Regions from separate parts of the Homo sapiens genome. Here all the other regions are linked to region 1. Evidence: read pairs that join two places in POLR2A ChIA-PET (ENCODE). Cell type or tissue: Caco-2. All regions are shown on one strand.

What was found. ChIA-PET counts read pairs that join two places held together with the same protein. Peaks named below come from ENCODE experiments on the same cell type or tissue, not always from the same donor. Only the 100,000 strongest peaks of a DNase experiment are listed, where the experiment ranks them.
Region 2: POLR2A ChIA-PET joins it to region 1 with 11 read pairs; 2 of 35 experiments call an interaction of 5 or more read pairs at or near these places.
Region 3: POLR2A ChIA-PET joins it to region 1 with 10 read pairs; 4 of 35 experiments call an interaction of 5 or more read pairs at or near these places.

What each region holds. Positions count from the first base shown.
Region 1 is chr6:56,539,010-56,547,009 of GRCh38, forward strand. All of the region lies in intron 61 of DST (dystonin), which reads right to left. Among named protein-coding and RNA genes, the nearest start is that of COL21A1, 300 kb to the left of the region's middle. RefSeq lists enhancers at 3,182-3,947, 3,652-4,071. In Caco-2, no CTCF peak of the experiment used is centred here; a DNase peak (open chromatin) is centred at 3,862; H3K4me3 peaks cover 1,810 bases.
Region 2 is chr6:56,805,890-56,813,889 of GRCh38, forward strand. The region is part of intron 4 of DST (dystonin); the gene reads right to left. Among named protein-coding and RNA genes, the nearest start is that of DST-AS1, 34 kb to the right of the region's middle. In Caco-2, no CTCF peak of the experiment used is centred here; a DNase peak (open chromatin) is centred at 3,252.
Region 3 is chr6:56,396,291-56,404,290 of GRCh38, forward strand. No RefSeq gene overlaps it. Among named protein-coding and RNA genes, the nearest start is that of COL21A1, 150 kb to the left of the region's middle. In Caco-2, no CTCF peak of the experiment used is centred here; DNase peaks (open chromatin) are centred at 3,211 and 3,701.

The DNA of each region.
Region 1 (8,000 bases):
AAAAGTGGGGGCGGAGGGTGGGGGTGTACAAAAACTGCTACCTTTTAAATTCCAGGAACTTGTAAATAAACATTCAAGGAAACGTTTTATTTTCCCTCTTATATAGTTTTCAGGACAAAAGGATAACAATAATGTTCTATTAAATTGCCTTAACCTCTGGTCTTGGTTTTAAATTAATTTCAGGGGTTTATATTGGAGTAGATCTAGGTAAATCTGATAGTTTTCTAAAGTGCCCCCAAAAATATACTAAGGATTTAAAAAGATAACTACTAAAGAGTATATACTCCCCTAAGATTTAATTGTTTTCTACAAATAAACTGAAATATCCTTTACAGAAAAAAATTAATTTGCTAAGCTTTTAAATTAGCATGCCATTTACTGCATGTCTAAGAAAAAGGCATAACTAACAAGAACAATTATTTCACAGACTGAGAAGAGGAACGGTTCTGATATTGTCTAAGTTCCTTATCTCTCAATGTTAACAAAATACCTATGAAGAGAGCCTTTCCCCCTAATCTAACCCACAGCACACAAGCATGAAGAGAAGTTTAAAATAAAATAAAACTACCTTTGAGGCCAAGTTTACCAGAAGAGTTTAGTAAAAGTACCAAAACAGCTGAACTTCAATCTGAGTGGGAAGAAAAAAATTACAGGCTTGACAAGCAATCTCTACTTATTACAAGGCTGCACCCTTTACTTTCTTACCTCATTCACCACTCACAAAAAGTTGGGAGCTATAATGCCTGCAAAGTACAGCATAATAACTCTACTCTCACATGCAGAGCTCCTGAGAGAAATTTTTCAACCTATTAAAAAAAGTCCTTAATGTGGATAGAGTACTTTGCAGGCCATAACAATATAATACTGTTTGTACCTTCATGACTAAGCCTGTTCAAGCTTAATAAATCCAATATAATGGCTCTTAAATGGCAGTGTCTTTACCACAATTTGTGTAAAAGCCTAACATTAACATATATTCACAGTGGAGGCCTTCTAAATGAAGGGGAATGGCCACCATCTGCACAATCAATAACAGGACCCTGAACAGCTGGGAATATCAATTCTTCTCCAAAACAGTCCCTATTAATTTGTTATAATTATCCATTTATCAATATGTGGCATCTTGCAGGGTGCTAGTCAAACCTCCAAAACAAAAGTGTGGATTTCATTATTATTAGAAACACTAGTGACCACTCTGAAACAGAACCACAAACTTTTAGCAGAACCGCAAACTTTTGACACTGCAGAGTTTCATATTTCCATGAATTACCTGAACCAACTGAAAGCCATTGCAGACTGTGTCCAATATTCCTGCCTGGGCCCCTGTTTTTCTGGGTGCTGCTTTCTTTCTTGCTGATACGAATTTCAGGGAGAACTTCTTATAGAGCATTTCGCTCTCCTGGGCAGAAAGAGGAGCCTCCACTTCCTCTTTAGATGCAATGTTGCATTCTCCTGAATCATATTGTGTCAAAAGTGTCACATTTTCTACTAAGCTGGTGCTACCACAATCTACATCACTCTCCCCTAGATCTGTGTGAGAGAGATCTAAATCTTGAGGGGAATCCTTCAAGAGTTCCCTACTTTGTGCTGTGATTTGGGATTCTCCAGGTCCGTATGTTTCGTCCTCTTCTCCAAGGTTAAAAATATGCTCATTTTCTCTATTTCTTGGCATAATTAATGGGTCACACTTCACAGGGCTCTCTTTCAAATTATTCTGCAGGCAACAATTTTCATCGTGGATTTCCCTTTGACCATTTACATGTTTTGCTTCCTCTAGTGGAGAAACATCATGTAAAATCATTTTGAAATTTTCATCAGGGTGGGCACTTTGACATGAAAGCAGTGGGATTTTCTGTTCGCTAATGGAATTAACAGAAAAAAATGGTCTGTATTGGTCTGTTACAAGAATATCTTCAGTAGAAGACAAACTTTTAATTCGTGACTGGTCTCCAGTTAAAATGCCCTGTTTTTCTTCCCTCTCTGCTGGAGGGCTACATAAACCAGAGTCATCCTCCTCCGAAGTGAGAGAATTAGTACCCCATCTGCACTTGCTGGCCTTGGTAACAGCATCTGACATATCAGCAGGTTCAACAAAAGAGCTTTCACTTTTGTTTGCATAATCCATAAAATTGGCCGGGACAAACATTCGCCATGACCGTCTATGCTCTTTCTTTTCCGCATGAGATTTGGCTTTAGGTAATCCTGTGGTTCGAATGATATCACTATTTAGTTTGAGTGCATCAAAGATCATCTTTTCATCTAGTTTGTTAGCTTCCCGACCTCTCAGCTCAAATACACTGGAAGAAGTAAGGGCACCATTAGAGCATAAAGAACTAACATCCAGTGTTCTGTGACTGTAGGGTAAAGTTCGATCTGTAAAATGCCTGGAAGATAGACTACCTTTTGAACCAGAGTCTATCTGTTCATTTAGTCTAACAGTATCATAGATTGACCGCTGTGGGACGTAACAGTCTTCGATATTTAGGTCCTCCTCTTCTTCACCCTTCCCTACACATGGGGGATTCTGACGTAAACAGTCTGGTCTGCTGAGTGGCTTCCCCATTTTGCAGATAGTTAAAACAAATATTGCAGCTCTTGACACAGATAAGAAATAAGATAAAGCATCTTCCAAAAAAGTATACTTCTGAACAGAGCTATGGAGTGTCTTTAGCATAAAGACACATGCTCAAATAATATATTTCATAATACATGAGGTGTTTAAGGTCATCAGCAGTGCATCAGTATAAATGCAACTATCCTTTTACCTGGTTGATTTTAGGATGATTCTAAACAATAAAGTGCATCAATAACAGAGAACAAAAATCTCCTTTGTCCACCTTTCCCAGCTCCCAAAGTCCCCGTTCACACACTCCAAAACACAGAAAATAAACAAACACACACTTAACAGTGGCTCAAACACTCAGAACATTCCATTGTCAGTCCATTTCCCTTTTTAGTCTGATATTTCCAGATTAAAATTTCCAAATGAGCAAGCATTTTAACAGCCTGAATGTTAATTTCGGCAGAGCTCTGGTTAACTGTAATCCACTTAAAGATGGCTTGCAGAACTCCACCATTCTGGTAAATAAACCATGCTCCAGAAATTTAAAAGACAAACACAGGGACCTGGTATTGTTCACATCAAGGCACAGAACAAATCTTCAGAGAAAAATAAGTTAAGTCTAACGTTATGAGAAAGTTACATTTTTCTTTTACTTTTTTTTTTTGGAGGGGGGAGTAGCTATAAATAAACTTGATTGAAAAGGCAGGTTTTCTTCCTGTTTTAAGCTTCTTCAATGCTATTCAGAACTACTCAAAGGAAGAAAGAAAAAAACACCAGACTTTTAGACACCCAGGGCAGTACAATCCAGCAACCGTTTAAAGTAAACAGAAAGCATGGTGTACTACTAAGCTTCTTTAAAAAAAAAAAAAAAAAAAAAAAAAAAGCCATTTCCAAAGATTCTTATCTGGTCCTCCTTAGGAAGGCTTATTCCACCTGAGGCAATTGCAGCAACGAAGAGCTCCGCGGCTTCCTCTAAGGCACAGGCAGCGTAATTCACATTGAGCAGAAAACCCAGGGACTACATTAGCCTTTGAAACTGAACCAAGTTCTGTGGCCGCGGTATGGCCTTCATTTCAGCTGGGGCTAGAGAGAGACGGTGGCGGTGGAGGCAGCAGAAAGAACTCCGGAAGGGAGCTCCGGGGCTGTCCGCGGCTCCTCAGGGCAGCACGGTGCCGGGCAGGCATGCTCTCCAGCCAGGGCGCTTGCAGCAACGCCCTCTCTCTTCAGGCACCATCTGCTGCGTCTCTGGGCCTGCCGGGCGTTCCGGAGCCGCAGCTCTCTACCACTTCGGTGCTACGCCCTCCCGTGACTTAACTTCGCAGTCATCTTTCGCTTCTTCCCGGGAGTCGGCGAGCGGTTTCAGTGGGAGGTACCTCGAAGCCGAGAGGCTGCAATGTAACAGCTTGTGGTGACATCAGCGCAAAGCAGGCCGAGTCCGGCCACTGGGGAGAGGGACAGCTCAGGTTCAAACACCGCGGAAACCCCGCCGACTACTTCAAAATGGGAGGGGATCCGTAGGGCTTGCGGAGGCAGAACCTGGCACCGGGAGATCCGCGAAGAAATTATTTTGTGAAGGTCCAGAGACCGCACTCATTTGAATACTAAATGGGAAAAGGGGGGCTACATAGGTCCCTATCCTTCAGTTGAAACCGCACTTTTACACTGAAGAATCTGATGCTTCAGCAGTATCTGCGATGCAAAGTGCAGATCACTTTGAAGTCGAGAGTGTTTTGCCGTTCCCTTTTGAAGCCCAAGTTCAAATCTAACTGTTCTCCAGAGTAAAGTATTCCTACCAGTGAGGGGCTCTCAGCACTGCTGACATGAATATTAGTAGTTACTAATAACCATACAGTACTCTTGAGGTTAACACAAGGCCCAAGAGTGGTACTCACTGACTCCAGATATTTAATAAACAAAATCACCTCCACAGATTTTTATCTACTGAACACCCTTCTAAAAATACTGTTTGAAAATAAATTCAGCAAGCCAACTCTTAGTCTTTGTAGGAAATTTAATAGTTTTATTTAAATAAAATCTAAACATTCTCTATTTTACAAAATAAGAAACATCGTCAGAGTGTCAGTTACAAATGAAGCGGTCTTTCTTCAATCTCATAAAATAATCATTTGAACATGAACAAAACTGTGCTAACTCCAAATGAAGAAGGCAGTTCTAGTAAAAACAACTTTATACTTTCTTTGTTAATTTTACAGAAAAGATGTGGGAGGAAACTTTTGTGCCTTTAATGAGAAAACGTTATCTCAATATTCATTCGATAAATCTAAGAGTTGAATCTTTTTTAAAAAAATCTTTTCATAATGAAAACTCTATCGGTAACTCATCCATTCAACAATTATTAGATTATTAGATGCAACTCAGTATGTGGCCATCATTAAGTTGACTAGATATATGACTATCTATAAAGAAAAAGAGATTTAAAAATATCCATCCACATCACAATATCAATGCCAATTTTTCATGTTCAAGACGTGAAATATTTCAACAAGCACCTGATTCTGTGGTGTTCAAGCACACAGGCTGTAATAAGGCACTGATAAGAGAAAGAAAAATGGTCTCATACTTACCACGCTTGAACAGTGGATTGGGCACTAGACTGGGAAATAGTAGAGGCCAAGAGTCTTACTCCCAGCTGCCGCTCTCTTGATATGTAAGCTTAGAAAACTACTTATTCATGGCAATATGAATAATAAAGTTTCCTTGAGATCTCTGAGTGCCTTTCTCTAAACACTCTAAGATCCTTACAGAACTTTTCATAATAAAGAATGGCTCTAATTCAGTTCACCTTAGACTCTAACTCTGAATCATTAGCACAATATTATTCTAGGCTTATGAAAAGCTAAGAGGAGCAACATATAACCTCACATTTGAGGTGGGTAGTACATTTTTAAAACTGCACAAATAATTCATTCATAAATTAAATGATTCAAAAAAATAGCACTCACTGTCTGCCAAACAACATGTAAGCACTGGAAAAATGATGTTGTAAAGACATAGCCACCACTGTCCTTACACCACTTACACTAGAATGGGAATGTGAATGAGAAAATGGCCATGACACAGTTCGGAAGTAAACAGTGCTATGGGAAAATATTCCCTAGTTAATTGAGTTCAAGTATACACCACTTATTTAATAACTAAATTCCTTTTTTATTGAACTGATTTTTATATTGATTCACATTAAGATTTGTGCTATTAAAATTTGTCACAATAATTTACATATATCTTTGTTACTTGAAATCACATTCCAAAGTCTTACCTGGATGACATGTAAGAGCTCATATATAGAGCAGAACCGGACTGGTTTATTTTTCCCCAAAAATTTGGTTTAGACAGCTACTATAAATGTTATAGCCTCTAATGTTAATAAAATCAAGATATATTAAACCATGTTAAATATTAATCATGATATCTAGATCCATCACATTTTCTTTTTTTCTGAGACAGGGTCTTGCTCTGTCACCCAGGCTGAAATGCAGTGGCATGATCACAGCTCACTGCAGCCTTGACCTCTCGGGCTCATGTGATCCTCCTGTCTCAGCCTCCCAAGTACAGATGCGCACCACTACACCTGGCTAATTTTAAAAATTTTTTGTGGAGATGGGGTCTCACTCTGTTGCCCAGGATGGTTTTGAACACCTGGGCTCAAGCAGTCCTCCTGCCTCAGTCTCCCAAAGTGCTGGGATTACAGGCATGACCCACTGTGCCCAGCCCCCTCACATTTTCACAATGAGAGAAATACATAATAAGGTACGTAAAGTTTTCCTGAAAAATAGCCAACACTATTATTTCATAATACAGAAATCATAATGCTGTTTTCAAAATGTAGCTTTACTTACTTTTTGTAGCCTACTAGATATAATCCAGCTAAACTATCTACTAAAGCAGATGATTTCAGAAAAGTACACAACTACTAATTGAATTATAAGCAAAACAGTAATATTTTCTCATTTTATATTCCTAAAGTTTAATTAAATCTTTTAAAAGGAAAGTCCCTGAAAAGTCTTCCCACTAAGTGCAACAATGTACATCATAGAAAAGTTTTATCATTCACATTTATGATTATTATTTACACATTATTTACTCATAGAAAAGAGCAATTTTATCAGCTGAAACATGGAGGTTTTAGGGTTGAAGGATTGGAGGTATTAAGTTCAATGTGCAGTAAGTGAAAAATGTCTATGTAAGTAAACGCACTATTATCAATGAATAACTCTTGGCCTGATAGCTCTTGAAATCAGGATGAGAAGTCAAACAAGGGATATGCGTTTTGTGCTGCAAGTACATAAACAGGCATTAAGAGCAAAAATTGTTCTTTCTAAAACAAATAAGCCATTAGCTAATGAAAACTGAAGGCATGCTATATTTTTAGTTTTCAAACTATTAAATTTATTCACATAAATGGCTAAACGTTTCCAAAGATATGAATATGCATCATATGAATATGCAATAACTATTTATTTCATGGGAATACAGTTTATATTTAGAAGAAAGTAGAATATTCTCATCCTAAAGCCCTAAACCGATTTAGAAACAAGAGATTCACCAACTGATCTTGACAGGAGTTTATCTTGATGTGAACCTTAGTTAATATCTTTAATGAGCACTTGCTCTTCTTCCTGTAAGTTACTACAATACTAAGACTATGCCTTTCCCACATCTTCAATGAGGTTTTCTGGTGACAGTGAAAAAAAATTCTATGTAACAGAAGATGATTCTATATATAAATCTTATTAATTGAAATATATACATATTTCATATATATATATATATATATATATATATATATATATATATATAAATGTCAAAAAGTTCATTTAAAGAAAAGCTATCCAGCAAGCAGAAGCAACTCACATGTTAATGGCCCTATTCAATTTTCTTCAGAGAAAAAAAAAAACAAACAAAATCTGGAAATACTTTTCATATTAAAATACTGACAAAAGAAATAAAGCTTGAAATGAAGACAACTGGAGATATGTGAGAATAGGATCTGTGAGCACAGACATTTTCTTGTTGTATCCAGTTCTTGAGCAGCTCCAGACACTTTTCACTTAAAATCGTAGCATTTCCTTATCCTACATTGTTATTAATGAATGATTAGAGACCTAGATAAACATTTACCACTCAAATGTTCTTTTCAAGAAACCAATGTCTAATTTCATAACAAGGCAAATTCTTCTCTGTCTCTCTCTCACACACAACTTTAAGCAACTTTCCATATTAATAAAATACATTATGAAGGTTTCCTTTGATCAAAGGTGGGCCTATAATAATGACAGTAGATACCGCAGTTTGGCTGTTTTATTGGATCACTCTAAAATGGTGATATAGGTTTATCAAGGTAAAAGCAAAACAAAATAACAACTACCAAAAAATCCTACATTATAAAATCTCTGGCTGGAACTGCCTTCAGAACAAC
Region 2 (8,000 bases), 270 kb after region 1:
CTTTCTGAAGTTAAATCATGACTGTACAAAAATGTAGACATCACATAGACACAGATATCCCAAATCTCCCCGTAAGAAATTGCTTTGCATTTCCCTGAAGGACCCTGACAGTGCTGACATGCAAACCTCATTAGGATGGGGGTAAGTGACAAGGTTCTGATTTCAAAACAGTGGACTTTCTGAATTCATAAGACTGAGAATAACAGTGTAACAACCAGTTGATTTAGTCACTATCAAATTATTTTCACATCTCATCTTCTAAAAAGTTTTAAATAAAAAATATCATTTTCTCCCCCACTTTCCCATAAATGAGGCAAAATTTAAAAATATATATTCTGTGCAAACACTTAAAGTATGTTATTCTAGTTAAGTTATTGCCCAATCTACAAAATACTCCAGTGGAAAATGGGGTGATAGTGAGCTAGCCCCAAACTCTGAAAATTAAACCCATAAACACATAGTAGGAGAGATTAAGACAGTGACATACAAAAAGAGCAAAATCTTCCAAGCAAAAGCAGAAAGCAATATTGGAAAATCAAAGGAAGACTGGACTAAATGCAAGGAAAGCTGTGGCCTAATCAATGGTATTAACATAATCCAAAGGAAGAATGTGTAAACAGCTACAGCTGGAGAATGAATGGTAGTGTGGAGTAGAGAAAAGAGAGGCCCTAAAAGCAAGCGTGTGGCAGTGTTCATCAGCCATGCTGACCATAAAGGGAGCCCTGAGCAGCTGCTACTAACCATCTGGTTGCTGGGCAAGAATAACTATTTGGCAGAGGTGGATCCAACAGGCCATCATTACTTGATGGTAAAGATGACAATGATGATAATAATGACAACAACTTGTATTGTGCAGTAAACTTTTTGCCAGGCATAACATTAGGCCTTTAACATACATCAATTCACTTAACCCTTAGACAAAACCAATGACATATTATCCCTATTTTATAGACAAGGAAGATGACGCTCACAGAAGCTAAGAAACTTGACCAAGGTCACTCCATAAGTGACAGAGCCATGATTTGAACCCAGATATGAGTCTATATAATATACCTATAGCTCTATATACCTATAAAGATGGCTGAGAGAAATTAAAGGAGATCTAAATATATACTACGTTCATAGATCAAATGACTCAATATTGATACTTGTGAATTTCTCCCCACTGACCTTTTTTTTGAGACAGGGTCTCGCTCTGTCCCCCAGGCTGGAGTGCAGTGGCACAATCTCAGCTCACTGCAACCTCCGCTTCCCAGGCTCAAGCAGTCCCCCCATGTCAGCCTCCCAAGTAGCCTGGACTAGAGGTGTGTGTTTTTTGTAGAGACAGGGTTTTGCCATGTTGTCCAGATTGGTCTTGAACTCCTGGGCTCAAGCGATCCACCCACCTTGGCTTCCCAAAGTGTTGTGATTACAGGTGTGAGCCACTGCATCCAGCCTCCCAACTGATCTTTAGACTCAACACAATTACAATCAAAATCATGGCAAACATTTTTATAGAAACTGATAAACTGATTTAAAAATTTACATGGAAATATAAAGGAACAGACTAGCCAAAACAATTACGTAAAAGGACAAACTGGGACTCACATTACCTGATTGCAACATTTAAAGCTATCATCATCAAGATGGTGTGGTAATGGCATAAAATTAAACACACGGGTCAATGGAACTGAACAGGGTCCAGACAGACCTAGCAATATAGGGTCAACAGATTCTTCCCAGAGGTGCCAAGTTAATTCAACGGAAGAAAGGACAGTTTTTTCAACAAATAGTGCTGGAAAAACTAGACATTCATACGTAACTAGCATATTACCTAGCATCATACACAAAAGTTAATTCAAAACAGACCACAGTCCTAAATGTAAGGGACAAAACTATAAAACTTCTAGAAAAAAATGTAGCTGCATATCTTTATAATCTTGAGTTAGGCAACAACTTCTTAGACATGTCATCAAAAGCATGAACCACAAAAGAAAAAAATTGGTAGGCTGGACTTCATCCCAATAAAAATTTTTTGCTGGTCAAAACATAATTCCTATTACTTCCAATTCCAGGCATACTATGGCTTCTCATACAGATTTTCTGATAGAAAAAAATGTACTAGTCTTCTATCCAACATGAATGTCCAAACCACTTGGCTGTTGAATTCTTTTCACTATACGTTAATAAACAAGTTCTGGTTTAAACATCAGGCACCTTGGAGTTTGTTTACCTAGAAAGGGTGAGTCTCCCTGGGCTAAGAACCAGACCCTGAGCTATGACGTCATCCAAGTAACACCCCATGACTTCTGGCCCACCTACCCAAGCCCTAACAAAGTCCACAACTGTTTGTTATAGTTTCTTTTGAAAAACAGTACTTTGTTTAAAAAAAAAAAACCAACTGAGATTGTCCGTGCTGCTACTTTTTTCTCAAAAATACAAAAGTCTATAGGAATCGTTTATATTTGCTATTAAATACTCCAGCAATAAAGTTTGAGGACAAAAAGCGTTGAGAGACATGAAACATGAAAAGTTTGAAATAAAAACAAACCACAGTAATAATAAAACTTAATGCAGTGGGAAAAAAATGTAAAATTCATGTTTTCCATTCTTATTTTTTAAATCATGGAGAAGAAAGGGTAAAAAATGATTTACCATTTATCTAATATGTTGTAATTGTTTCCTAAATGAAAATAATAAAATTATCCACAATTGAGCTAACCCAACATTCCTTTAATAAAGAAGACTACGGATGTGGCTACTTAGATTCAGCATAAAATATCATTCTATTTACTTTTTGCTATTCAAATTAAATTTGATTTCCCACAACTAGTAAGATGTATTCTACAATTTGTTTTCCTGCAGTAAGATTCAATTGAGAGGTTAAAATAAATGAACCAGTGAAACTTTTATAATCAGCAGATGGAGCACAAGCTAATAATAGAAACTAGACAACATTTCCTCCCACCTGCTGGTATTCTGTGTTTATCAGTCAGTGATAACTTCAGTAATTTGTGAATAATGGCTAGTGGGCAAATTTGTTGCATGAGTCTGGTGTAAGTCTGGTTTATATTGGACTGCCTAATGTGAATCCCACAGTGCGGTGCAGCCTTCCTCATCACCCACACTGCCCTCCATGGTCATCTGTAATGTCAAATCACTCAGCATCTGATGGCAAAGGGAACAGCTGGGAGGCAGGATTGTGTGAGGACTCTACACTATTGACTCACTCCTCTCAAACCTCCCCACCTTCTCTTGAAAGGCACTCATCCCTCTTCTGCCCTGTGATCTGCTTCTTGGTGCTCTCCCTTAAGCCTCCAAGATACTACCGCACCCCAAATTCTTTCTCTGTCTCCCACTCCAAAGTCAATCTCATCAGTCACAAAGTATTCAAGGAATGGGTCTGGTATCAGGGAACAAATCTCAACTGCCCCTCCCCGAGTGAGGCATAACTTCTGAATGCTCCAATCATCTTTTTCTGTCAGGGCATCAGTCAGGGTGCTAGCTAGAGTCTCAGGGGTATACAAATCTTTCAAACACTATTAAACAATCTTATTTCACAACCTAACCATTTGAGTGGTAGCATAAATTAAATTTAATAATGAATATTGCCATCTTATGATGATTATATTCTTATATAGTCAAACATTAGAAACCAAAGAAATTAGAGCCTGCAATATACTATCTCTCATAGTTCTACCTGAAAGAAAAAATGTAAAGCATTAAAATATTTAATAAATTTTTGGCTGATGCCTGCACACATTTAATTTAATCTCCCACCTTCCACATAGATCATTGATAAAATCATAGTAAACGTAACCATTCATGATTCATTCTGTGGCAAGATACTCAATAAAGCTTAATTATGTTTACCACCTTGAACTAGAACAAGAAAAGAAACTGATATATTTTAGACAGATTTTCAATCACAAGGGTATAACTTTTAAATAAACTTCTTTCTGCTTCATTTTCCCCTAAGAAATTATATGAACAACTTAAATTTTGATATGCAAATTTTTAGGAATTTTAAATATAGCATTTTTACCTATCAGTATTACTTTATTATTTTTGTCTCCTAGTAGCACTAAACGTGTTGGCCTATAGAAAATAAAAGGATGACAACCCGTACTTTCAGTAAACAGTTAAAGAGCAAATTTTAGTTATAATATATTTATGGGCCAGGTAAAGTGGCTCACACCTGTAATCCCAGCACTTTGGGAGGCCAAGGCAGAAGGACTGCTTGAAGCCAGAAGTTCGAGACCAGCTTGGACAACATAGCAAGACCCCACCTCTATAAAAAATTAGCCAGGCATGGTGGCACGTTCCAGCTACTTGGAAGGCTGAGATGAAAAGATCGCTTGAGCCCAGGAGTTCAAAGCTGCAGTGAGCTATGACTGTGCCACTGCATTCCAGCTTGGGTGATAGAGCAAGACTCCCATCTCTTAAAAATATATGTATTATATCTACACACAACATGATACCACCCCTTCCAGAAATGGCAGCATTTTATAGTAATACACTGAGACTATGTCAGTTATTCATAACATACCCAAGTATAAACATCTGAATTCTAAGGAGTTTCTTGTTCAACCATGTGTAAAAGTTCATAAATTCTATGTTAAAAATCTTATGTTCCTACCTTTTAAGAACCTAATAATTTGCAAATCCCCTTCTGAAATATGTGATCATATTTGCAAATCCTCTTCTGAAATATGTGGTATGTAATGTTAAAGCAGTGAGGGACATCAGATGTAACATAATGCAAACTACACACCACATACACTAAACACCCACCACCCCTACCAAAATTAAAAGGCAAATGATTTGCTCAGGGTCTCACAGGGAAAAAAAAAAAAGGCAGTATCAGGGTAACTCCAGGTATCCTGACTCCAAATGTGTTTTATTCCTCCTGCTACATCATGTCATCTTCATTAAGAAGAACAAGATACAGCCTCCTTTCAGGCTGGAACACCTCAGGTTTTCAAGGAGTTCTGACCAGCAAAAAACCTGGGAGAAAAAAGTAGAATGGGAAGCTGGGTATGGTGACTCTTGCTTGAAATCCCAGCACTTTGGGAGGCAGAGGCAGGAGGATCGTTTGAGCCCAGGAGTTCAAGACCAGCCTGGGCAACATAGTGAGACCCCCCATCTCTACAAAAACTACAAAATTTAGCCAGGCATGGTGGCATGCACCTGTAGTCCCAGCTACTTGGGAGGCTGAGGTGGGAGGATCACTTGAGCCTGGAAGGTAGAGGCTGCAGTGACCTGTGATTGTGCCACTGCACTCCAGCCTAGGCGACAGAGCAAGACCCTGTCTCAAAAAAAAAAAAAAAAAAAAAAAAAAAAGGTAGGATGGGGAGCATGTTCCCAGCCCCAACCTGAGAGACGAAGCAGGAAGTACTGGGTCCCTGACAGTAGAGAAAGGAGTAAGCCAGGAAAGTCTCTCAGCTGACACCAGGGAGGGATCCAGAGAAAAGCCAGGTCCTCTCCCCCTGCTACCAGAAGGAAATGGGCCATGGACCCAGCTCTGGATTTTCTGAATGGAATGAAGTAAAACGTCAGGATGCTATAGCATCATCAATATTATGCCTTGGTTTCCTAACAGAACATGTTAAGGAAATGTGCTATTATGAGATCCATTTAAGCCCATTTAAAAAGAAACTGTGAAGCAAATCCATTTGTAAATTGGATACTATCTTTCATTTAAAATGGAGAAGAAAAAAACAAAGCTTAAAGTTAACTACCAGCTGATGATGAAACTGTGTCAGCCTTATTTTCCCATTTGCCTGGTAAACACAAGGTGACCTGCCAAAGGTCTTTCTCATTTTCACCAACCACAATCTGATATATCAATGTCAAGACCACTTTGAAAACAAGAGAAAGCACTCACTTCTTTATTAATAGATAAAGTGATTAGAAATATAAGTTCCTTGATAAGACAAAAGCAGGCCAGGCACAGTGGTTCACACCTGTAATCCCAGCACTTTGGGAGGCCAAGGCAGGTAGATCACTTGAGGCCAGGAGTTTGAGACCAGCCTGGCCAATATGGTGAAACCCCATCTCTACTAAAAATACGAAAAAAAAAAATTAGCCAGGCGTAGTGGAGCACACCTGTAGTCCCAGCTACTCAGGAGGCTGAGGCATGAGAACTGCTTGAACCCAGAAGGTGGAGATTGCAGTGAACTGAGATCACACCACTGCACTCCAGCCTGGGCAACAGAAAGAGACTCTGACTCAAAAAAAAAAAAGAAAAGAAAAGAAAAGAAAAGAAAAGAAAAGAAAAGAAAAAAGAAAATATTCTATGGCAACTGATATAAATCTGACAAAAATTCTTCACAGTTCTGTAACATGGATAGCATGTTTTTTAAACAGCTTACTTAATTTTATATCAGGCTTTTCTTGTTGTTTGTTTGAAACTGAAATCACTCCCTTAAAAATAAACTCAAATGTTTTTCTACTGGCTAAAAAAAGACAGAAGTGAAAGAAATGTCTTAATCAGGTCATAACTCATTCTAATTAAGATGAAAATTTACTAATAAATCTAAAATAAAATTTTTCAGAAAAACATCTAAAAAGAGTAAACCTGAAACATAAACTGTATTCTATAGGAGGAGAAAACATTCTGAGGTAAATCTTATAAGGGATGAAATATTTCAAATGAGAGATCTAAACTAAGATTTACTTGCCAATAAAACAGCTTTTAATATTCTGAAACATGTGTGCTAAATAAAGTAGACAAATGTCTTAAATGTGGGACATTATTGAAAATCTCAAATTCTGCCATAAAACACTGGAATAAAACAGTCTTGAATATCAAACCTCACAATATACTACCATATTACAACCCTAGATGCAAATATTCTCATTTAATTTAAAATGTCCACTTAACGAGAAATAGGAACACTTTTACACTGTTAGTGGGACTGTAAACTTGTTCAACCATTGTGGAAGTCAGTGTGGTGATTCCGCAGGGATCTAGAACTAGAAATACCATTTGACCCAGCCATCCCATTACTGGGTATATACCCAAAGGACTATAAATCATGCTGCTATAAAGACACATGCACACGTATGTTTATTGCGGCACTATTCACAATAGCAAAGACTTGGAACCAACCCAAATGTCCAACAATGATAGACTGGATTAAGAAAATGTGGCACACATACACCATGGAATACTATGCAGCCATAAAAAAGGATGAGTTCATGTCCTTTGTAGGGACGTGGATGAAATTGGAAATCATCATTCTCAGTAAACTATCTCAAGAACAAAAAACCAAACACCACATGTTCTCACTCATAGGTGGGAATTGAACAATGAGAACACATGGACACAGGAAGGGGAACATCACACTCTGGGGACTGTTGTGGGGTGGGGGGAGGGGGGAGGGATAGCATTAGGAGATATACCTAATGCTAAATGACGAGTTAATGGGTGCAGCACACCAGCATGGCACATGTACACATATGTAACTAACCTGCACATTGTGCACATGTACCCTAAAACTTAAAGTATAATAATAATAAAAAAAAAAATAAAATAAAATGTCCACTTACGAAGCAAATACTTTTTAAAATTCGATGTTAATATACTTAATTCTTATGCTATTTCTTAAGAAATACAAATTTGCCTAAAGAAACTACAAAGAAATATTTAAAATATTCCAGTTCTTTTACCTACCAACAGTTATTCCTTTACAATACAAATAAAACACGTATAAATAATAAAACTAGTTTCCTACTATTTAACAAGCAATTGAAATATAAATTTGAGATACGCTTTTCAGAAAAACATTCTTTTAAGCCAGCCGAATTTCAGAAAAACAGTTCTTAATGGATAATTGCTATAGCAAAGGAGGGGAAATGAAAATTCAAAAATGAGATGGTGTTTTTGTGGTTGCTCCTTAATATTTTGCTATTTGTTTTTACAGGTCTATTCCTTCTGTGGAAATTTTTCTAATCCATTATACTAGAGTTTCATTATGATGCTGTTCTTTGGAATCCAAGATTACATGCCCCAAGAG
Region 3 (8,000 bases), 140 kb before region 1:
AGCTACTCAAGGAGATACAAGTGAAAGGTGAAAACCAACATAAACCAACATAAAAAAGTGTTCAAGAAATATGGATTATGTAAAACGACCAAACCTAAGAATAGTTGGTGATCCTGAGGGAGAAAAGAAAGCAAAAAGTTTGGAAAACTAGAAAACTTCCTTGGCCTTGCTAGAGAATTAGATATCCAAATAGAAGAAGCTCAAAGAACATCTGGGAGCTTCATTGCAAAAAGGACATCGCCAAGGTATATAGCCATGAGGCTATCTAAAGTTAATGTAGAAAAGAATTCCAAGAGCAGTGAGACTAAAGCATCCACTAACCCATAAGATTAACAGCAGACTTCTCAGCAGAAACTTTACATGCCAAAAGGGATTGAGGTCGTATTTTCAACCTCCTTAAACAGAACAACTGTTGGCTAAGAATTATTTTACAAAACTAAGTTTCATAAATCAAGGGGAAATAAAGTCTTTTTCAGACAAACAAATGCTGAGAGAATTGTCACTACCAGACAAGTCCTACAAGAAATGCTAAAAAGAGTTATAAATCCTGAAATAAAAGGTCCATATGTACCAGAATAGAACCTCTTGAAGCCATAAAACCCACAGGGCCTATATAACAAAAACACAGTGAAGAAAAGAAAGTATCTAGGTAACAATCCACATGATGACTGGAGTAGTACCTCACATCTCAATATTAATATTGCATAAATGGCCTACTTAAAAGATACAGATTGGCAGAATGGATAAAAATCATAAACCAAATATCTATTGTTTTTAAGAGACTCACCTAACATGTAATGATTCATATAAACTCAAGGTAAAGGGATGGAGAAAGATATCCCATGCAAATAGAAGCCAAAAGCAAGCAGTAGTAGCTATTCTTATGTCAGATAAAACAGACTTTAAAAAAAAACAGTAAAAAAAATAGACAAAGTCATTGTATATAATAGAAGGATCAATCCAAAAAGAAGATATTACAACCTTAAATATATGCACACCTAACTCTAAAGCTGCCAGATTCATAAAACAATTACTACTAGACTTAAGAAATGAGATAAAAAGCAACACAATAATACTAGGGGACTTCAACACTCCACTGACAACTCTAGACAGATCATCAAGTCAAAAAGCCAACAAAGAAATAATAGACTTAAACTATATTCTAGAACAAATGAACCTAACAGATATTTACAATTCTACCCAAGACCTGCAGAATATACATTTTTCTCATCAGCATGTGTAACATTTCTCAAGATAGACCATATGATAGGCCACAAAACAAGTTTAATAATTTTTTAAAACTCAAAATCACATCAGGTATCTTCTCAGGCCACAGTGAATAAAACCATAAATCATCTTTAAAAGGAACCTTTAAAACTATACAAATATATGGACATCAAACAATCTGCTTCCAAATGATTTGGGGCTTAACAATAAAATGAAGATGAAAATTTAAAAATTATTTGAAATAAGTGATAATAGCAACACAAATTATCAATAACCCTGGGATACAGCAAAAGCAGTGCTAAGAGGAAAGTTTATAGTGCTAAATGCCTACATCAAAAAGCCTGAAAAATCACAAATTGACAACCTAACATCACACCTTAAGGAACTAGAGAAACAAGAACAAACAAAACCCAAAGCTAGCAGAAGAAAAGAAACAACAAAGATCAGAGAAGAACTGAATGAAGTTAAAACAAAAAAATTCAAAAGATCAATGAAACAAAAAATTGATTCTTTGAAAAGATAAACAAAATTGATAGAGCATTAGCTAGATTAACCAAGAAAAAAAGAGAGAGGATTTAAATAAGCTCAATTAGAAATAAAAATGGAGACATTATAACCAAAACCATAGAAATACAAGAGATCATTCATGACTAGTATGAACACCTCTATAAACACAAACTAGAAAATCTAGAGGAAATGGATAAATTCCTGAAAAAATAAAACTCTTCTAGATTAAATCAGGAAGAAACAGAAATCTTGAACAGACTAATAACAATCAGTGAGATTGAATCAATAAAAAAAAATTGCCAACAAAAATAAAGCCCAGGGCCACATGGATTCACAGTAGAAATCACGCCCCTGCACCCCAACCTGGGTGACAGGGTAAGACCCCATCTCACAAAAAAAAAAAAAAAAAAAAAAAAAAAAAAGAATGAATCTAATTCAGAGAATGAAGTAAATGATATGATCCCAATAAGCACCTACTTTTTAAAATTAAAAGTGATAATTTTATTATGTGTGTTGATCCTAAATAAATGCAATTTGACAGTGCTATGTTGACGTGATTATAAAACTACTTTGTTTTTTGAAAGATTGAGGAATCCTTTGGTTTTATTATCATTGTCATTAAAATAGCAAAATAATTGAAACATTTTGCCTTTCATAGCTAAAACACCTTTCATTTTCTTGAGGGCTTTTTTCCCCTTCATTCATAACTGTTCATCATTTCTTTTTCTTAGCTTAATCTTCTTTGAGGCACACATTCCATTTAACCATTAAGTGGAATTACCATCCTACCAAATAATTTCTGTCCTCTCAATCTTGTTCTTAACAAGATATAAAATGTACATTTTTCTAGAACCCAACCTGATCATGAGATTATTGTTACTGAGGGCTCACAGGAAGGTCATAGTAAAGGCCAATTAAATGTTGATCTGTGAGGTTTGTGGGGAAAGGGATTCCAAGTTATGTCTTCTTCCCCCTGACTTTGTTTCTCCTAGCTCATATTCCTAGGACATTTTTTACTCTAATGGGCCTCGTCCTGTTGATGTCTTCCCCAGTTCCTAAACCCAATCATAAAGGAGCAAGCAAACATTGTAGCTTCAGATTCTCCCCTTCTTTCCACTCACCAATTCCTCTTTCCAGGATATTAGGGAATTGTAAAATGTTCCTCTCTGTCTCTAGCAACATTTTTTGCTTAAAGTCTATTTCATTTCATCTTTGTATAGATACTTGAGCTCTCTTATGATACTTGAGCTCTCTTATGATACTTCAGCTTTTATGTTTGCATGGTGTGTGTGTGTGTGTGTGTGTGTATTTATCTGTAGTATAATAAAAAATAAATACTTGATCTTTGATCCTCTACTCTTGGCACAAATCTCCTAAAACCTTTGGAATTTACTGGCTTTGCATCTGGATAAGATGACTCATGGTAGTGGGCAGCAGTGGGCTGCGTAGATATTCAGGTTAGGGGCTGGTCACCAGATAAACCAATCATGTAATTAGAGGGTTGCAACTTGCAGCCCCACCCCCTGACCTCCAGTGCTGGGATTCACTCAGGATGCTGGCAGAAATATTAAAGGGAAATATTAGGGAAAGTTATAGGGAATAGTCACAAACCTTTTTGGAAGGCCGAAAGGTTACATAGCTTGTAATAACTGAACAGGCTGAAGGCAGCTGGTTCTTACCTTAGAGCATTATGTCATAGGGTAAATACTAGAGATAACAGAGTCTTCCCCAGTTAATTTTGTTTACTCTACCTCCATTAACTAACCTTTGAGCCAGATAGCCCTCTCGGGGTGGGGGGTGGGGGAGGTCGACCAGGGATATTGCCCCCTAATGGTATTTACTTTAGACTGCGGTACCTGAACTTTAATCATTCATAAAACTACTCTCTTAACCATGTTAATTATTCACAAGAGTGTTGACTCAGAGCTTCTGTTGTTAATTCTATACTAAATAAATGCCTGGAGTGCAAGCTGCTCAGGGCCGGCCGCAGTGACAAACCTCTCTTGGTGTGCAGGCGGTCGGACACTCAGCAGGACTGGCAAAACAGAATATCTGTGTGTCAGTGTACGTTTTATTCATCTGTCGTTGGGTCAGGGTCTGAAGGCAGACCCCCGCAGCTAATGCCCTTTTGTGGGGAGCAATGTCTCACTCCAGGGAAGACAGAGGGACTAGAGACTGAATTCAATCACCAATGGCCAATGATTTCATCAATCATGACTATGAATGAAACCTCCAAAAAAGAAAAAAAAAACAAAACCCCTAGATGATGAAGTTCAGAGAGCTTCCAAGTTTGAATACATCTGCATGCTAGAAGGGTGATGCACCCTGACTCCATGAGGGCAGTGGCTCCTGTGCAGGGATATCATCCTGAAGTACCTGGGCAGCCCACTCCTGCCCACTACCATGAGTCATCTTATTCGGACACAAAGCCAGTAATAGTAAGTAGAGTGCTTTTCTGAGTCCTGAAGGCTGTTCTAGCAAATAATTGAACCTGAGAGACGGTGGGAAGCCCCAAACTTGTCAACTGGGAAGGAGTTTCAGTGACCTGAGAATCCCACTCGCAGCTGGCATCTAAACTGAAAGTGATCTTCCGGGACTAAGTCCTTTAACTTGTGGGATCTGACACTAACTCCAGGTAGATAGTATCAGAATAGGATCGAATTTTGGGGCACCCAGTTGGCGTCAGAGAGTTGGAGAATTGATGTGGGGAAATGATACATATGCAGTGCTGGGGAAAAAAAACAAACTATACACCATCCTTTAATTTTCAACCTATTTTTAGATTGGAATCTAAAGTGTTTCTTACAGACAGCAAAGAGTTGGATCTTGTTTTTTTGTCATTATGACAATCTCTACCTTTTGATTGGATTGTTTCATTCCTTCACATTTAATATTATTATTGATATAGTTGGATTTGCATCCCATTTTACTTTTTAGTTTGTCTCATGTCTTTTTTGTTTCTCTATTTTTTATTTACTGTGTTCTTTTTGTATTAAGTGGGTAATTTTTCTGGTGTATTATTTTAATTTCTTTAATGACTTTTAGATTATATTTTTGAGTTATTTTATTAGCATTCACTAGAGGAATTACAATATATACCTTAATTTATTAGATTCTACTTTAGATTATTACTGTCCTCTTCTTTTCTTTCTCTGGATTTGAGTTACCATAATGCCATTTTCTTACTCCAGTATAGTTTCTTTCTCTCCTTGTGTCAAATATATTGTCAAATATATTATGCCTCTATATGTTATAGGACCAACAATATAATTTCATAGATCTTATGAAATTATATTGCAACTTTTAAATCAGTTAGAGAAAAAAAGAAGAAATATGTAATTATACTTTTTTATAGCTACCTATATAATTACATTTACCAGTCCTTGAGTTTTTCATGTGAATTCAAATTACTCTCCAATTTAATCTTCTTTCAGCCTCAAAAACTTCCTTGTAGGTCTTGGAAGTATTTCTGCTATAAATAAATTTTCTCTGTTTCTGTTAATCTGGGGATTTGTTTCATTTTTAAAAGATAGTTTTGGTTTTTTTTTTGCTTCAGCAGATTGAATATGTTACCCCCTTCTCTTCTGAAATTCACTGTTTCTGACAAAAAGTCAGCTGTTAATCTTATCACTTGTATGTGATAAGTCATTTTTCTTTTGCTACTTTTAATATTATCTCTTTCTCTTTGTTTCACTATGATGTGTCAGAATGTGAATCTCTTTGTGTTTATCCTTCTTGGGGTTCATTGAGCTTCTTAAAGGGTAGTTTAATGTTTTTTCATTAGATTTGGAAAGTTTCCAGCCATTACTTCTTTGAATACAGATGCTCCTAAACTTACACTTTGAATACAGATGCTCCTAAACTTACAATTGGGTTTCATCCTGATAAACCCATTGTAAGTTGAAAATCTAGGTTGAAAATGCACTTAATACACCTAACCTACTGAACATCATAGCTTAGCGTCATCTACCTTAAACATGCTTGGAACATTTACATTAGCCTACAGTTGGGCAAAATCATCTAACACAAAGCTTATATTATAATGAAGTTATTATGAAGAATTTTAAAATTCAAAGTACAATTTCTACTGAATGTGTATTGCTTTCTCTACATTGTAAAATCAAAAAGTTGTTAAGTTAAACCATAGTATACTGGGGACTGCCTGCATTTTTTTTGCCTCCTCTCTCTTCTCCTTCCGGCACTCCCATTACACACATTTTGGTGCACTTAAGGCTGCTCCACATTTCTCTGAGGCCCTTCATTTTTCTTCATTATTTTCTATTCTTCAAATTGTGTGATCTCTATTGAACTATCTTTAAGTCTGCTGATTCTTTCTTCTGCCAGAAAAAGTACCCATTTGAATCCTTCTAGTGGATTCCCATAGAAGTACCTCTTGGCATTTCTTCTGGGTAATTCCTTTTTCTAAACCCACCAATTCCATTCTGCCTTCCAGAGATGATGCAAGCCTTACCCCCAATTACTCCCTCTTGGGGAATTTCTAGACCTTGTCTCTGCCAACTTTCATGGCAGATTGGTCATTATTATCAGATAGCAGATTCTTGCTACAATCCTCTATTCTCTGCAAGGCAACTATCATCACTCCTGTTTTAAATAAATGAGTGTTGGTGTTTGGTGTCCCTGTAAGAGGAGCGCTGCTGCAAATGAGAAACTTTTTTTTTTTTTAAGAGACGGAGTCTTCCTCTGTCGCCCAGGCTGGAGTGCAGTGGCGCGATCTCGGCTCACTGCAACCTCCGCCTCCCGGGTTCAATCAATTCTCCTGCCTCAGCCTCCCAAATAGCTGGGACTACAGACGCATGCCGCCGCACCCAGCTAATTTTTTGTGTTTTAGTAGAGACAGAGTTTCACCATGTGAAAATGTAAACCCAGAATTGAGTAGTAATTTGTCCAGAAATTGAAGGACTAGAACACGGGTCTCTGGAATTTTAACCAGAGTAGTTATTGCATATAAGAATCACCTGAGATTTATTTAAAAGATGTGATGATTATCCAAACCTATAGTGAACATGCAACAAAGAGTTATTTAACTTATTAATGAGGAAATCAGCTGGATAGCAATGGCAATTCAAGGTAGTATGGGAGAGACCGACACCCATAGTAAATGAAAGAAAGTGCTGGAATAAGAATGCCAAATTATTTACAAAGGTGCCAAATATCCTGTAGAGTAATAAAACTTAACATGTGTAATTACCTTTTCTATAACAATTATTTGGATGTCTATCACCCAAAAATTATTTTAAATACATTAATCTCCTACAAGTTACCATCTAATGTCATACAATCTGGGTCTGAATCAATAGTAAATAGAAAGTCAAAAACACAGTCCTGGAAAATTAGATAAACCTTGGATGGACCTGCTAGACAATGCTTCATCATGAAAAGACATGCAGTCATCATTTCATGTTATTTCCAAGTTTTGGATTTTTAAAAAATACACATAAAGTGTTTAGCCCAGATCCTGCCACATAATAAATGCTTGACATATTATAGCATCTTTGTTATTTCTATCTTTGTAATCCTGGCTCAGTCACAACTAGTTGGGTGATGTTGGTCAGTGTACTCTCTTTGTTTTCCTTTTCTCATCTGTAAAGTGGTGATAATGATGGTTTCTATCTTACTATTATGAAGATTAAGGATTTAATATACACAAGGCACTTAGTATCTGGCACAGAATAATCACAAAATAAGTAAAAGTGAATGCTGTCATTCCTCACAGCATTTGGTGTCTCACTACAGTTGACATTTTTACAATATAAGGAAATGAAGCAGTGGGAGGGAACCATTGCTGCCATGGCAAGATGGTGTGTACAGCTAGTCAATGGATGCCTGAAGAACTTTTGCAGCTTGTACTCAAACTGAAGAGCAAGCTATTTATATCTGGGCTGGGAAACTAGCTCAGCGTTGCCTCAAATATTATTAAAATGGACATATTCCAGGGTTCTGAAAGCAAAGATAAATTTTATACTCTTGTTTGTCTGCTTTTTGCCTTCATCCTGACACAGTAATAACATGCAACACACTTTCACAGATTACTGCAAGAACTGCCTGAGGTTTTTCAACCAAATCCAGGCCTATCGTGTCCATGACATATTTCCCTGGGGATGAAAATTTTAACTATTTTCTACTAAGAGCAGCTTCCTCAACATGTTTGACTGCCTTATTTGATGTGGAAATAGAAAGCAAACGTCATTACCAACCAACCTCTCCATATAATCGCAGCACAAATAGCCTACAAGATATTGCTATTT